Regions from separate parts of the Mus musculus genome. Here region 2 is linked to region 1. A link is a loop called in an ENCODE intact Hi-C map of the cell type or tissue named here. Cell type or tissue: left cerebral cortex. All regions are shown on one strand.

Evidence for each region. Hi-C counts contacts between places; a loop is a spot of excess contacts. Peaks named below come from ENCODE experiments on the same cell type or tissue, not always from the same donor. Only the 100,000 strongest peaks of a DNase experiment are listed, where the experiment ranks them.
Region 2: it touches region 1 in a loop (2.2-fold over the local background); 6 of 42 quality-filtered maps call a loop at or near these places.

What each region holds. Positions count from the first base shown.
Region 1 is chr12:17,786,326-17,794,325 of GRCm38, reverse strand. Hpcal1 (hippocalcin-like 1) reads right to left here. Exons shown (of 5, transcript NM_001361645.1): 3 at 7,778-8,000; 4 at 6,676-6,781; 5 at 2,397-3,219. The coding sequence ends at 3,122. Among named protein-coding and RNA genes, the nearest start is that of Gm40312, 25 kb to the left of the region's middle. In left cerebral cortex, a CTCF peak has its summit at 4,604 (motif pointing left); a DNase peak (open chromatin) is centred at 2,201.
Region 2 is chr12:17,725,205-17,733,204 of GRCm38, reverse strand. The region is part of intron 1 of Hpcal1 (hippocalcin-like 1); the gene reads right to left. It overlaps Gm51995 (a long non-coding RNA gene), which reads left to right. Exons shown (of 3, transcript XR_003950241.1): 2 at 1-962; 3 at 1,318-4,725. Among named protein-coding and RNA genes, the nearest start is that of Gm51995, 8.1 kb to the left of the region's middle. In left cerebral cortex, no CTCF peak of the experiment used is centred here; DNase peaks (open chromatin) are centred at 3,809, 5,075 and 6,115.

The DNA.
Region 1 (8,000 bases):
GTACTCTCAAATCCTGGGTATCTTTGGGTTCCCCATTTAAGAAGACTCCCTGGGCTGGAGAGATGGCTCAGTGGTTAAGAGCACTGACTGTTCTTCTGAAGGTCTTGAGTTCAAGTCCCAGCCAACCTCATGGTGGCTCACAACCAACTGTAATGAGATGTGATGCACTCTTCTGGGGTGTCTGAAGACAGCTACAGTGTACTTACATATAAAAAATAAATCAATCTTGAAAGAGAGAGAGAGAGAGAGAGAGAGAGAGAGAGAGAGACTGTGCAGACACATCCATCCATTCTCTTACTCTCCATTATTTGAATATGTGAACCTGAACTTGCTGGGTGACATTAGCCAAGGCACATGCCCTGTTTGGCCCTGAGGGACCGTTTCTGTCCAAAATCTAAAACACCTTCTAGCCAACAGCACCTTTCTCCTTGAGGTGAGGTGGGAGCAAAGACAATGTCTGGCCAATCTCAGAGTCTCCAGTGCTCACCAGGACAGGTGCTCAGTGGGTGCTTCCTGAACATCTTCAGACTGCTCTCTCTGAAGCTCAACCTATAGGTTCTGTGACTTTAAGCAGGAGGGCCAATGGCCTTGCTGTGTGTGGAGCCCACTGAGTGGGGAAAGGCTGGCATGGACTCCTCTCTGACTAAATTCTCAGCTGTTCCATACATTCAAGATCTTTCTCCATATCTACCCCTTCCCCTGCTTCATCCCCACGCTCATTGGAGAGGTTCAGGTTTCTTCATGCTTCTGCCTCAGCGTTGTCTGTGTGGCCTATGACTGCCTACCAGTCTAGCCCAGCACAGCGCAGTGCAGACCACCTTCCACTCCCTTCTTTTTTGAAACAGGTTTTCTATGTTCCAATGTAGCCCTGGCTGTCCTGGAACTCACTCTGTAGACCAGGTTGGCCTCAAACTCACAGAGATCCATCTGCCTTTGTCTCCTCAGTGCTGGAACCAAAAGTGTATGCTGCCTGGTCAACATTTTCTTTTTAAAAATTGATCAATTAGCTGTGTGCATTGAGTATGTGCAGTAATATGTATGTATGTGTATGTATGTGTAGGCATGTGTTCTTCTCAGAGGGAAGCAGAGGGCCATCTGTGTGACACTGTATATTCAGAGCCTGTGGTTCTGATCAGCTGAGACTGAAGAACCAGCTATGATTAACAAGAGACTAGCACCACTGAAGCAAACATTTGCTTTGTGAGACAATATTGGTCATTTGGGGTAGAGAAATCAGTTGTGACTTAGGAGAGAGCAGCATCATTGAGCGAGGTGACTTCCTCTGGGAAGCCCTTCTCCAGGGTCAAGCATGCAGCAGCTGGACTCCAGACAGGGGCAAGGCTGCATCTCAGGCTGGCAGCTGAACTTGGTTATGTGTTTCCCATAGTGTAGTGGTTTTGGCAGCATGAAAGCTGCAGAGTCAGGGGTGTCATAAGGAGAAACTGAGGTTTGGCACCATATAGCAGGGTCAGAGTCCCTGAAGCAAGGCCAGGAGGCCATTGGAAAAGGTGCAGCCTCATTGGAGTCATCTGGGAACCCCAGTTGAGAAAAGCCTTGGCAGGTGGATCTCCTTGAGTCTGAGGCCAGCTCATCTACATATTGACCTTTAAACCATCCAAACCTGTATGAAAGCCTGTCTCAAAAAATAAAAAATAAAATCCAAAACCAAGCACACAAACTCCAGAGAAAATGCCTCCATCAGACTGGCATGTAGGCAAGTCTGTGAGGGCATTCTCTTGATTAATGACTGATGTGGGTAGTGCCATCTCTTGGCTGTGTAAGAAAGCAAGCCAGGATGGTGAGACGGCTCAGCAATTAAGAGAACATACTGATCTTGCTTGAGTTCCTGCCCTCACTGTTGCTGAACTGTTCTATCAACTGCGAGTGAAATAAGACACTTCTTCCCCAAATTGCTATTGTTCCTGGTGTCTCATCACAGCACCAGGAACCTTAACTAAGACATGGGGGACATGGGAATCGGGAGATACATATTGGTTCCTGATGACTTCTGGGTACAAGAGGTAAACATCTTCATGATGGAAGCACTTTTAGGGACCAGACATAGGCATGATCACAGAAGAGGATAATGAGAGCCCAGGTCTTCCCCCTCACTGCTGCTGCTGCTGACCCTACTCCTTTCTCTTGAAGTTGGCTTTCCTGCTACCTTGCTGATTAAACCACAGAAGGAGTGGGGAGGGAGGCAGCGTGTCACAGTCAGACCTGCCAAGAACAGTCATCCTATATTTTCACAAGGCTTTCTTGGCATTAGGCAGATATTGTAGAACAGGCATAGAATGTATTTAGACATAGTGGCAGTTAGAAGAGGGACCCACTTCTGCTCAGGATTCACCATGAACAGGGTGAATGCTGCAACACAGGAAACTCACAGACCTTGGTTTATTTGATCATTTTAATATGCCAGACCAATCGACAGGAAGGACAGAGCACACAGAAACACCTGCATTTACAGGACGGAGGCAGATGTCCACAGCCCTGGGCATGCATGTATCTCCTGTGGAATCAGGCAAATCATGAATGCATAAATATCACAGCACAGCCAGACTTGGGGGTGGGGGGAATCACAGGCCACAGGGGACCATGCTTCAAAGGCAGTCAGAGGCATTAAATACAGGGGCTGAACATTATAGTCCATCTCACCGTACATATAACTCATATATTAAAAGTAAGGATACCACGGTATATACATGCAAGCGGCTTTGGTCAGAGAAAATGAACAAGGGAGGTGGAGCCATGCACAGGAAGGGCTTGCCTGTCTACTCTCCATCTTTTTCATCCTCACAAAGTCATCTGGGATCATAGAATAAATTAGCTGGTCTTGGTAAGATACTGAAAAGTCCTGTCTGGTGTCCTTAAGGGCCGCCAGGCCCTCTGTGGGCAGGAAGGAGCCCTACAGCCGAGAACACTTGAACCATTGGAAGGAGCCAGCCTGAACTGGAGGAGGAGGAAGCCACAGTTGGCCAGGTCAGGAGGGTGCGATTGCTGCCTGGACCCAGGTCCTGGGAGAGCAGGAGAGATCACGGAGGAATCCACTTTTACAAGCAAAGCTGAACATGGCAGGCCAAGCCTGTGTTTCTCACAAATGTCCAAAAGCCCATTCCCCTCAGAACTGGCTAGCACTGCTGGGATCACACTGCAGCAACCGGACAATGGATGGGTCGCTCTTGGCACCTTTGATGAATTCTTCCAGGGACAGTTTGCCTGAGGGATGGAAGCGGGAGATGTAGGATTAGTCAGTGCTCTGCTTAAAGTCTGGAGCCCTCTGGAAAATGGACAATGTCCAGTCTTTTCTCTCTCTCTCTCTCTCTCTCTCTCTCTCTCTCTCTCACTCTCTCTCTCTCTCACTCTCTCTCTCTCTCTCTCACTCTCCTCCTGTCACATACACACATGCCATGTTGAGGCACACATGTGGTCAGAGGACAACTTGTAAGAGCAGGTTTTCCTTTCAAGGTGTAGGTCGTGGGGATGGAGCAAAAGTCATGAGGTTTGGTAATGAACTCTATGGCATGAAGTAAGCTGCTAGCCACACTTAGAGACCTGGAGAGCCACCACGATCTGGGGCAGCTGGGGAGACAGGACAAATTATGGCTGCAGGTCAAATTACATTTCTGTTACTGTGATAAAAATCCCCTAACTAAAAGCAACTTAAGGCAGGAAGTTTTCTTTGGTTTCCTTCTAGGTTACAGTTCATCACTTCAGGAAGTCAAGGCTTTAAAACCTCACAGGGCAGAGAGAATAGAGGTATGAGCACCTGGCTCATAATGATACTCTGCACTTTTTTCTGATACTCTTCTTTTCCCTTTATTACACTGTTCAGGCCCCCTGTCTAGAGAATAGTAATGGGGTTTCCCACATCAATTAACCAACAACACAACCCCCAACAGGCATACTCATAGGCTACCATGATCTAGATTGATGGTTCTCAGCCTTCCTAATGCTGTGACCCTTTAATGCAGTTCCTTGTGTTGTAGTGACCCTCAACCAAAAGATTATTTTCACTGTTACTTCATAACTGTGATTACACTATTGTTATGAATCTGAATCTGAATATTAGTGTTTTCTGTTGGGCTTATGCCACCTCTGGGAAAAGTTCATTTGATTCCCCAAAGGGGTTGGAACCCATAGGTTGAGAACCACTGATTTAGATAATTCTTCATTAAGATTCTTCTGAGCTGAGCAGTGGTGGCACACATCTTTAATCCCAGTACTCAGGAGGCAGACTGGTGGATCTCTGAGTTTGAAGCCAACATGGTCTAAACAGCAAGTTCCAGGACAGCCAGGGCTACACAGGGAAACCTTGTCTCTAAAAAACAAACCAACAAGCAAAAAAGACTCCTCTAGTGCTGGGAGATGGCTCAGCAGTTAAGAGCAGTTGCTGCTTTTGCAGAGGGTCCTGGATAAAGTTCCCAGCATCCATAGGGTGGTTCCCAATCATTTGTAACTCCAGTTCCAGGGCGACCCAGTGCCCTTTCCTGGCCTCTAATGTCTTACACAAACATGCATTCAGGCAAACCCTCATGTAGAAAATAAATACTAAATCTTAATGACTTCTGAGGTGATTCTAAACTGAGTCAAGTTGACAGTTAAAACTATCACAGCGCCCCCTAGTGTAGACTCTTGCCAGCTTCAGATGTTGAGAGCTATCCACCTTTGCTGTCCTATTCTAGTCCTATTCTGTACCAGTTTCTCTGAAAGCCCTGACTTCTCATCTCTTGAGTGCTAGCAAGTGGCCCATGGCTTACAGGAAAGATTATGTGCTCAGTGGCCTCCATAGCCAGACACAAACAATTGGACAAGTGCACAGTGGGGACACGGTCTCCATTTTGAAACTGGTGAAGGTCCTGACTTTGACAATCAGAAACAATGGCCTTCCATGTTAAGTGTCCCACCAGCATAGTGCTACTTTAGCCTCACACCCACTCAAGTGGGCTTATCCCCATTTCACGGAGAAGAAAGACAGGCCTGGGAAGTGGGCAAGCCTCAGTTTGGTCTGTTGGAACACAAGCCTCCATGTCACGGTACACAAGAGAGTAAAGAACACTTTAGAAAATGGCTGAAAGGCAGCACCAGGCAAGAGGCTGCATTACTTTGTGTGTGGACATGTTTTGAAAAGCATTTCCTTGATGTCTGGAAAGCTTTTGCTGTCTACAGTTCCACGGGAGCCTTGAGTCCCGCTGAGCCCTGTCCTCAGCTCACCTGCACAGAGCACTGGAGGCTGTTCACTGCTCTTTCCTGTGCATTTGCGTACATTTAATTTCAGCGCAACCCGGGGAGCCTTTTCTTGCCTAAATGCTGCATTTCGTGTTGGAACAAAAGCCAATCACTCTTGGCTCTACAAAGTCACGGACGGGCAGGATCAACTCACCGTGCAGCTACCTCACCCTTGCTGAGGTCCTGTGAGAAACTCAGCCAAGGCACAGGAGGACACAGGGCATGTCCTGGTGACCTCTCACCACCTTGCCTCCTCCTGAGACCTGCTGTTTTGCAGCTGTGGTAGGACCTCACAGTCCTAGATACGATGACCACAGGCAGATGAGGCTTCTATGCTTGATGAACCCCATGAGCATCCGAGGTGCCTCACATCCCAGGATGATGGCCTGGGCGGCCTCTCAGAATCCCAAGACTCAAAGCCCCTTGATTCACAGTGTCTCACCTCTCAGCCACCAGTACACCTGCTTCCCCTTCCCATATATACTTGTAGAAATAGTAAGACCACTCCTTCTGTCAACATGTGCTAATGTTATGTCAGCTTGACAGAAGCTTTAGTTATCAGGGAGGAGGAAGCCTCACTTGAGAAAATGTCTCTATAAAATGTCTGCAGGAAAACCTATAGGGCATATTCATTCATTCATTCTCTCTCTCTCTCTCTCTCTCTCTCTCTCTCCATCCCCCCTTTTTTGTTTTGTTATGTTTTTTTAATCAGGGTTCCTCTATGTAACAGCCCTGACTGTCCTAGAACTCACTTTTTAGACCAGGTTAGCCTTGAACTCACAGAAAGCCTCCTGTCTCCTATGAGCTGGGATTAAAGACAAGTGCCACCATGTCTGACCAGAAGGCATTTTCTTAACTAGTGATTGATGGAGGAGGGCCCAGCCCATTGTAGGTGGTACAACCCTGGGCTAGTGATCCTGAGTTCTATAAGAAAGCAGGCTGAGCAAGCCATGGGGAGCAAGCCAGTAAGCAGCAACCCTTTCATGGTCTCTGTATCAGCTCCTGCCTTCAGGTTGCTGCCCTGTTTGAGTCCAACCCTCACTGCTTTTGATGATGAACTGTTATGTGGAAACTGTGAATGAATAAACCCTTTTCTCCCCAAGTTGCTTGTGGCCATGGTGTGTCATCAGAGCAATGGAAACCCTAACTCAGACAGACAACACGGATGAAGACTACAGCTCAGAGGGTCTACTGACATGCCCATGGTTATAAAGCCATTGGAAGGGTTCAGATTGCAGGCTAGGTGCCCCTAACCCTGAATTCTAGTCTCCCTCCCTTCAGGAGAGCTGAATCAAGTGGGCTGGAAAGGGGCAGTGCTGCATAGGGCACAGGGTGTTGTGTGTCATCAACAGTTTCACAGGTACATCTGCTCCCTTCTCCCCACCCCCATCCCCTCTCCTAACCCCTCCTCCCACCCCACCTGCTCACTCCTGACATGTTTCCTACCATCATTGTTTGTGTCCATCTGTCTGAAGATCTTGTCTGTTCGCTTTTCGGGCGTGGACTCGTCCTCAGGCATCTTCATCACGGAGGACACCATCTTGTAGATGGCCTGCAAAGGGGCATCTGTGAGTGTGCTCTGGAGGATGGAGGGTGAGTTATGGTCCTCGCTCAGCTAACCAAGGAGCATGGACAGGGCAGAGTCAGGACCCTTCTCTCATCAGAACAAGTCTCACAGACAAGGTGCTGGGCAAAGGGAGCCAGGAAAGGTTAAGTGACGTTCAAGAGAACAGGATACAGCTGGGGCGTAGAAGAATGGAGGGTTCCTGAGCTGGGAGAGTGGGGGTGGTGGGGAGAGCATAGCTCTGTCTGAAAAAGGATCTTTGGTGGGGAGCTGGGGAAGCCCAGAGGGAAGGTCAAAGGGGAAATACAGTGAGCCCTGCCCACCCCATGGGTCCTGAATCTGCAGAGGACAACTTGTGGACCCTGGTTCTCTTTTCCTACCATGTGGGTCTTAGGGATCGAACCCAGGCTGCCAGGCTTGGTAGCATTCACCTTTACCCACAGAGTCAGCTCACTGGACCAAATACAGAGATGGTTTAGAGCATGGAGCAGGAAGGATGCAGGGTGCACATAAGCATCGCTCCTGTGAAGAACTGACTGCTGACTCATCCTTTACTGTGTCGTTCTATAGGAAGCCCTATAGACGGCTAATGTGTGTATGTTATACACATGTGTGCAGATGAACACCTACCCTTGCAGAGGCCAAACAGCAATACCGGTGTTCACAATCTTCCCTTTTCTCTCTCTCACTGAACCCGGCTGGGGCTTACCATTTTAGCTAGGCTGCCACAAGACCACAAGGCCACAAGACCTGTTTCATAGAATTGTGTGAATAAACCTTACAGATGAGCTCAGCTGGGGCCTGATGTCCAGCAAGCAATCAATAGATGCTTGGCTTTTATTGTTACTCTCTGCAAAGACCTCCACTCCTGTACACCAGCAAGTGGGCCAAGGAATGACCTGGTTTATGGGGTCCGGGATGGGGGTCCTGGATCCCTGCGCTCTCTGTGTACCCCACACTCCTGGCCCTGCCAAGTGCCGGTACCTGCACTATCTCCAGCATTTCACTGCGGCTGATGTAGCCATTGCCGTCCAGGTCGTACATGCTAAAGGCCCACTTGAGCTTCTGTTCCAGCTTGCCCCGAGAGGTCACACTCAGAGCAATGATGAACTCCCGGAAGTCGATGGTGCCATCGCTGTTGGTGTCGAAGGTGCGGAAGACGTGTTCAGCGAACTTGGAGGCATCGCCGTAGGGGAAGAAGTTGGCG
Region 2 (8,000 bases), 61 kb after region 1:
CCAGGGGCTCCCATCCCCAAAGAACAAGGAAAACCGGTTTCCAAGGCTCTCCTGGGGATGCCTTGTGGGGCCTTAAGATTCCACACTTCTGAGTTTGTTCCAGCCCTGTAAGTTAACGTAGTTCTGTTTCTTTTAATTGTATTTTGGCTCTCACTCAAACTCTAGAAAGTTGTTGAGGAGCAGGGCAGGGATGGGGGGTAACCTCGCTGATAAAGCACCCACTGGACATGCCTGAGACCATTCTTGATTTAGAAAACATGGCCTTCTCTGTGGAGTCCAGTGCAAGCCAGCCACCCCGTTTCAGAGTCATCACTGGCATCTGAAACATGGAGCAGAAGACTTGTGCTCACATAACTCGCAGAAACACTTGTGGGCTCTCTGGCCACAAAATGGGCAGGGGCAGAAGTCCTTCCCATATGAGAGATGAGGAGGTGAGTGTGGAAGGCAGAGGTGGCCCTTCCAAAGTCCATTAGGACAGCGGGGCTGAAAATGTGTTGTCAGTGTCACCCCTGCAGTAGGAGCTGGGATGAGGGTTGTCCTCATCTTAACCCAGCCCAAAGCTCAACCTGCTTTCAAAGTTCGCTTTCTTGCTGACCAGAGCAGGTCACTAAAGGATCCAACCCACTCCACAGATGAAGAACAGAATTCACTACTATAGAGCGCCCTAGCTAGACAGGGGACAGCAGATTATTTTTGTTTCACTCTAATATACAGAAGGCTGTAATGATTGACATCTGGACAGAGGACCACGGCAACACTGAGACTCCAGAGGCCCTGCCTCCTGGGGAAGCACCAGGCTCCGAGCTCCCATCCTTCTGCTCCTACCCTGGATTGTTTTCTGGGGTTTCTCCCGCTCACCTGATGCTCAGATAGCAAAGGATGAACTTCTGGGATGGCCGTGGCTGCTGAGGAAGCAGGGCCTGGATCTTGCCCCAGCTTGCAAAGCCACTGGTGTGTAGCAGGTAATGGAAACGCAGTCACCTGGTTCTGGGACAGTTAGTTCACCTCTGGACAGTTTCCAGTGGGAAAGCAGCACGTGAGGAGAGCTAAAGAGATCTAAGACTGCAGTGCAAACACTAGTGATATGTGGGTGGCGGGCAAGGTGCCTTCTGAGTAGATTCCTTGGGACTGGAAAGGAAGAAAGGAAGGTCCCAGACTGGCTGGGCGGGGTGGGGGTAGGGATGGGGGGACACTGAGGGAAAGCTCTTGCCACTGAAATGTGCGCTGGGGAAGGAAAAACACAAGGAGAGCTCCTGTGTTAAGTTCTTGGCGTTTTAAAATAACAGCCTGTGTTGATCAATCCTCACTGTCAAGCAGAGTTGGGAACTGCCTAGGAGACAAAGCCCGGAGTGAGTGTCTATGAAGGCACCTTCAGAGAGGTTCACTGAGGAGGGAAGGCCCATCCTGAATGAGGGCTACACCATCCTATGATCTACATCAGTGGTTCTCATCCGTCGTAATGCTGCGACCCTTTCATACGGTTCCTCACGGTGTGATGACATCCCCCCACCAACCATACCATTACTTTCATTGCTACTGTTATGAATCCTAATGTGAATATCTATGTAATCCTAATGGTCTTAGGTGTCCCCCTGTGAAAGAGTTGTTTGAACACCCCCACCCCTGCCCCTGACTGAGAACCACTGACTTAGATGGAGGCCCAGAGTGAATGAAAAGACAAATAGGAGCCAAGTAGCAGTATGCATCTCCATGCTTCCTGACTCCCCACAGCTATGGGACTGGGTCCCCTCAAACCCTGAGCCAGAATAAACCCTTCCTTCTAGAAACTCCTCTTGCCAGGTGTCTTGTCACAACAAGGTGGGACTAACATACATCTCCACTGAGGAACAGCTTGCTCAGCACACACTTCACGTGTCCACCTATGGAGCCCAGTTGTCAGAGGTCCTCATGGTCATCACCACCATATGCTTTAGAACATGTTTGTCTCCCTCCTAAGAAATGTCATACCTGGGTCAGAAAGATGCCTTGATGATGATAATGATGCTTGGCCTATCAAGCCTGAGACCTGAGTTCAGTCCCACCAGGACTTACATGGGGGAGAGAGAATCGACTCTCACAAGTTCTCACAAGTTGTCCTGACCTCTGTATGTATGACAACAGTATGTTTCACACACGCGCACACACACACACACACACACACACACACACACACACACCAAATGAAATCTTACGACCAATTTCCCTCCGACCACCATCCCAGGTAACCATGCATGCCCATACTCTCTCTATGGAGCACCTTGCTCTGAAGATTTCATGGAAGCGGGATGACACAGCCTGCCATCTCCTATGATTGCTTCCTTTTCTTCGCATTGCTTTTAGCAGTGGACAAGGGTTCCGTTGTCCCCACATCCACCCCTATACTGCATCTGCCTGACATTCTCAGGGTCTTGGTGGGTATGGCAGGGCCCTTTATGGTGGTCTCAGATTACATGCCTCTCATGACAGGTGATTCTGGGAGGTCACGTGCTCATGGTCCTTTTATGAATTCTTTAAGAAATGGCTAACATTGATTATCAACTTGATGGGATCTAGAATCACCTAGAAAACAAAGGGAAGACCCACCCTAAATGTGGGGCCACCATTCCGTAGGCTAGGATTTTGGACTGAATAAGAGGGAGAGAGTAAGCTGAGCACCAGGATGTCCCCATCCCTTCCTGACTGTGTAGCAGTGTGACCAGACACCTCAGGCTCCTGGCGCCATCCTTTCTTCTTTTCTCCTTTTGTGAGAGCAATGAGAAAAGTACCAACAGAAGTACCTTGCCCGATGTTTTCTGTGAGAGTCTTTTGCTACTGCGCTGTAAGAGCTCTTTGCACATTCCAGATATAAGTCTAGAATGATCTTGCCTGCAGTCTGGCTCTTCTCTTCTCCCGCCTCTTTTCAAGTTCTTCCCAGTGTCCTTTGAAAGGCAACTGCATTATCTTGCGATGTTTGTTCTTTCTGAATCATATCTAAGAAGTCATGGTCTAACTCAAGGTCAAGACTTGCTCATTTAGCTCCTAGGAGTGTTCTAGTTTTAGCCACTATATGTAGGTTTTTGGTATATTTTGAGTTAATTCTTTTATACAGGATGAAATGGGAGTCCAACCTTATTCTTTTCTTTTCTTTGAACTTTGAACTTCTGATTCTCCTGCCTCTACCTCCCAAATGCTGACATTGCAGGGATACATCATCAAGACAGGTATGTGACGGGCTGAGGTTTGAACCCAGAGCCTTGTGCATGCTAGGCACTCACTCTACCAACTGAGCCATATCCCAAAGCCCGTTTTTTTCCTTTTTGAAGGATGGCAGTCAGACACTGTAGGCCAGGCTGGCCTAGAAGTCATGGCAAACCTCCTGTCTCAGCCTCCTGAGCAGCAGAAGTATAGACATGAGTCACCATGCCTGGCTTGTTACTACTTTTATAGTAGTGGAAAACCATGATAAAATTTCTTTTTTAAGATTTGCATTCCAATCCGACACAGTAATAATGGGAAGAAATTCAGGAACATCCACTGCCATGGTCAGCTGCGTCATAGGAGCCAAGAAAATTCCTAGGCGCAGTAACAGCAAAATGCAAAGGAAAGACGCACACAGAACAGCAGCAGAGAGCGACCAGGCACCCAGGTAGCTGCTGTCATCAGGAGTGTATCAGTGATGACACAGATTCTTTCATTTGCCTGGAATTTGGATAGGCCTTTCATGTACCTCTGCGGCCCAGCTGCTGGGAACTTCACAGAGAGTTTCTGGCAAAGAAGCCGGACTACTAGACCAAACAGGCGTGAGCCACATCTCGCCACACACATCCGGATTTCCTGGGAGGTGGCCAAAATCCAGATTGCTTTAAAAAGAAACCCAATGTTGCTGCTTAGAGTGTACAAAATTGCTGGATACTAGTCTGCCTCGCTGGCTCTTAATCCGTAGCCTTCCCCTTCCCAACCCCGGCACCAGCTAGACTTACAACAGACATCTCAAAACTGGATCAAAGCAGGAAGGAACACACACTTGGGTGACTGGCCAGGACACCCCTAAGCTGGACTCTGAGGTGGCCCTGCCCCTGTCCCTCCTTCCCCATCCCTAGGACCATAGTTTTAATGTTTGAAGCAGACTGCTACACTGAGCCTTGTGTGAATCAACCGAGAGGCATCGATGCGGAACCTAGGGACTAAATATTAAGCTGATGTGACAATGTACCTAATGATATCCAATACCACAGAGGAGGCCTGGGGCAAGGGTTCCCATACCACCTCCTGTCCCCAGGGAAGAATAAAAAGCCAGATGACATGGAGGAGACAGAGATGCATTTTTACCTAAGAAGATAGGGGCTAGCAGAAAGTTCCAGAAAGTCTGAGGGGGGTGGGGGGCTGAAAGCAGAGCTTTCACTGGGGATGACAACTCCCCACTCTTCCAAATCAGATCCCGGAAGCCCAGGGCAATGGAAGGCACTTCAAAAGAAGGGTTGGTAGATCAGTGGACATTGAGGCTTTGTCATTTTGGTTGTGAGTCCAGCCTTTAACTGCAGAGCCATCTCTCCAGGCTCGGCATAGTTTTTAAACTGTGTCTCCTCCTCCCTGCCACCATTTGCACAGTACTGTGGTTCATACTTGGGACCCAATGTTACGACAGTAATGTTATGGGGACCACTGTGAAGTAAAGGGAAGGATATTTCACTCATGAAATCCTTGTGACTCACCAGCGCAGGAAAAAACCTTTTCTATCCCACTTCTACTACCTCCATGGGATTCCTATGGAAGTTCTACCAGACCCCCACACAGCACTGTGACATGGCAAGAAGCAGATAAATAAGTCCCAAAGAACATTCATTCGTCCAGCGCCCAGACCCAAAGACCTTCCTGTTCCCTGAGTGGCACCTACACTACCCATGAAGCTGAACTCACCTGAGCAGCATCTACCCGTCTACCGGTGGCGGCACTCTAGCCAACTGAGCGAGTGTTTGGGAGACTCCGGAGTGTTTACTGCTTTCTGCTGCAGTGTTCTTCTGGGGAGGAAAACAGCTTGCAGCAGTCTGCAAGCCAAAGGTGGGTGGGGTGCAGAGAGGGAGAGAACACGTGTTTAAACTCTCCCATCTCTGAGAGGTCCTGAGCCCCACCAGAAAGAGGGGGAAGGGAGGGGAGACTTCCTGGCTGCCTGGGGCATGAGAGCTGTAATAGAAGTAGAAAAGTAGCAGGGAAGAGCGGGGAGAGGGAAGAGAGACTGGGTGCTGGTTTCATCCCTTGTCACGGTGGAAACTCAGTCTGTGAGGTCCTGAGCATACCACACTAGCATTTGCCAGCACAAGGACACACCACCAGCCCCAGTCTGAGGCTGTTAACCTGGCTGGCCAGCTGCCCAACAGCACAGCCCGTTCACACCCTGACCGGCTCCTGATAAGGGTCGACTCCAAGCTACGTGGAGATTTGTTTTGCTTAAATGGCCAAGTGGACAGAATTGGCACCAATTAGGGGTAGACGTGGAGGTAGGCAGACATTTTCAAATTTGGAGATGAGGGCTTGTCTCCCTAGGGATCCAGGCCGGCCCTGAAAAGGCCTGTGGGCTTCAAAAAGCCTGAAGCGGGCTGGGTCTGACCCCGTCCATCTCCTCCCGGGGTTAAAGCTTCTTTTGCCATTACTTGGGACACTGTGTTCTCATTACCGGTCACGATCACTACTCCTCTGGCCTACCTACTCCCAAGAAGGTCAAAGACTGCCAGGTGAGTGTCAGCCATGTTCCAACCCAGAGGCCTAAGGACCCCAAGGCATACAAGCTTTGGTTGTCTGTCACACGGACCCAGACATATACACAGAGCACACAAATGCATCAGATGTGTCCACAGACTCAAACTTCCATTTATTTCCAAATTACCCCTCATGCTTTGGCTAAACATACCATCTGTGTACCCACCCAGGCAACATAGAAAAGCCTCCAAAACACAGCAAAAAAAAAAAAAAAAAAAAAAAAAAAAAAATGTTCCCAGTGGCTGTTGCTTCAGATTCTGCGTTCGTGTAGCACGCATGCATGTGAGAGAGAGAAAGAGAAAGAGCACGCAGACAGACAGTGTGAAGTGTGAGAAGTCTCCTTACTCATTTGATTATAAAAGATTTCTGAGCCACCAGATGGTACAATGGGGGCTGGGACGCCTGGGTCATTATTCTCATTTCTTTGCACAAGGCTCCATTTCAGGGCCTGAAAGAGTGACATCCAAGAAGCTATTCCACAATTCCACCAAGACAATGGCTGGGCGACTTTAGGAACTTGGCTTGCCTTTGCACCGCTGAGCAGATGTGTACCTTTTCTCACTTCCTAAATAAACAGGCTCTGTGCCAATCCAAGGTATTTGGGTTCCCTTACTGTCAAATGGCCTGCCCAGGTGGGGCCTGAGATCCAGGCTCTGTTATATAATTAGTCCTGGCTCAGCCTTAACCACCACCACTCCCTGACAGACAGCTTAGCTGGTCCCAAGATGGCTGTGCTAGAGTCAACATCCAAGGCGATGTCCCCTGGTGCTGTGTGCAGGAACAGGAGCCTGGGAGATCAAAGCCTCAGGGCGGTGAGTTCACTGTGGTACTTAATCATTCACGTGGCTTTGCTGCCTGGTTTGTGGTTGGTTTAGCTTGCAATGGGGGAAGCTTCAGGCCTGGTTTCCACACAGCTCAACTGGTTATAAAACAACAGATTCTAAGCTCCATGTAGGTTTCTCCAAGGAAGATATGCCACGCAGGATGCTCCATACAGACGCTCCTCGTGGAGTGCCTACAGGATACCACACAGCCTCCCTCTGGAGAGGCAGCTCAGTGTCCCCATAAGCAGAGCAGTGCAGATCTCCAAGAGGACCATGGGGGTGGGGGTGGGGAGAGCCTTGCACAGGAGCCATGTACTGAGGAAAAGCATAGCCTGCCTTCACATAGACCCGTCTTCCTCCTGTTCTCCCTCCCCTCTCTCAGCACACCCCACCAAGGAGTAGCAGGAGGGTTTTAGATGTCACTAGATAAGCATCTAAAAGTCCCCTTTGCAAGAACTGGGTTTACTTCTATCCTTCAACTTTAGATCAAGGCAGCTCCAGCTGGGCCCTACAAGCCCAGCACTGGACATATGCAATCCAGTGTCCGTGGCCCAAGACAGCGAAAGCTCCAGAGCCCACTGTCCACCCTGGGGCAGGTAATGAATGGTACTGTCGGTTCTTCACATGTCGGTCTGAGTTGCCACCAGGTCGCTCTGTCCCTGGAAGAAAGCTGAGACAGGATGGTGGTCTTTTTTAGCCAAAGTGTGTGTTATAGGGACAGGGTGGGCCTCTGTGTGCAGCTAGTGTGGGTAAGGGAGCCACTGTCAGGGAAGGCACAAAAGGCAGGGGAGGGACAAACAATATCGAAAGGGACCAACATTCCCCTTCTTTTTAAACTGTTGACCTGATAAGCTAGAGCAACGGCCCAGCAGTTACGAGCACTGGCTGTTCCTGCAGAGGCCCCCATTCGGGTTCCCAGAACCCACACGGGGCAGCTGCCTGGAACTCCAGTTCCAAGGGATCTTATGTCTTTTTCTGGCCTCTGAGGGCACTGCACTCATACACATATACCCATACGTACATATACATAGTTTGAAATTAAAATAGGGCTGGAGAGATGGCTCAGCAGTTAGAAGCACTCACTGTACTTGCAGAGGTCCCTGTTTTGATTCCTGGTGCCTTCAGCTGGCAGCTCACAAACGCCTGTGACTCCAGTTCGGGAGGAATCTGACCTTCTGGCCTCTGCAGACACCTATGCTCACAAATGCATACCCACACACAGACAGGCACATAATTAAAATAATAAAACAAATCTTAAAACTCCAGTTCCTTTTTTAGGAAAGAAAATGTCCTCCTTTCTCCCTCCCCCTCTACTCCCTCTCCCTCCTGTTCCTCCTCCCCTCCCTCCTCCTCCTCCTGCTCTCCTCTGGTTCTTCTCTCCTTCCCTTCTTCCCCTCCCTTTCTCATCTCCTTTCCCTCCCTCCCCTTCTCTCTCTCCCTCCC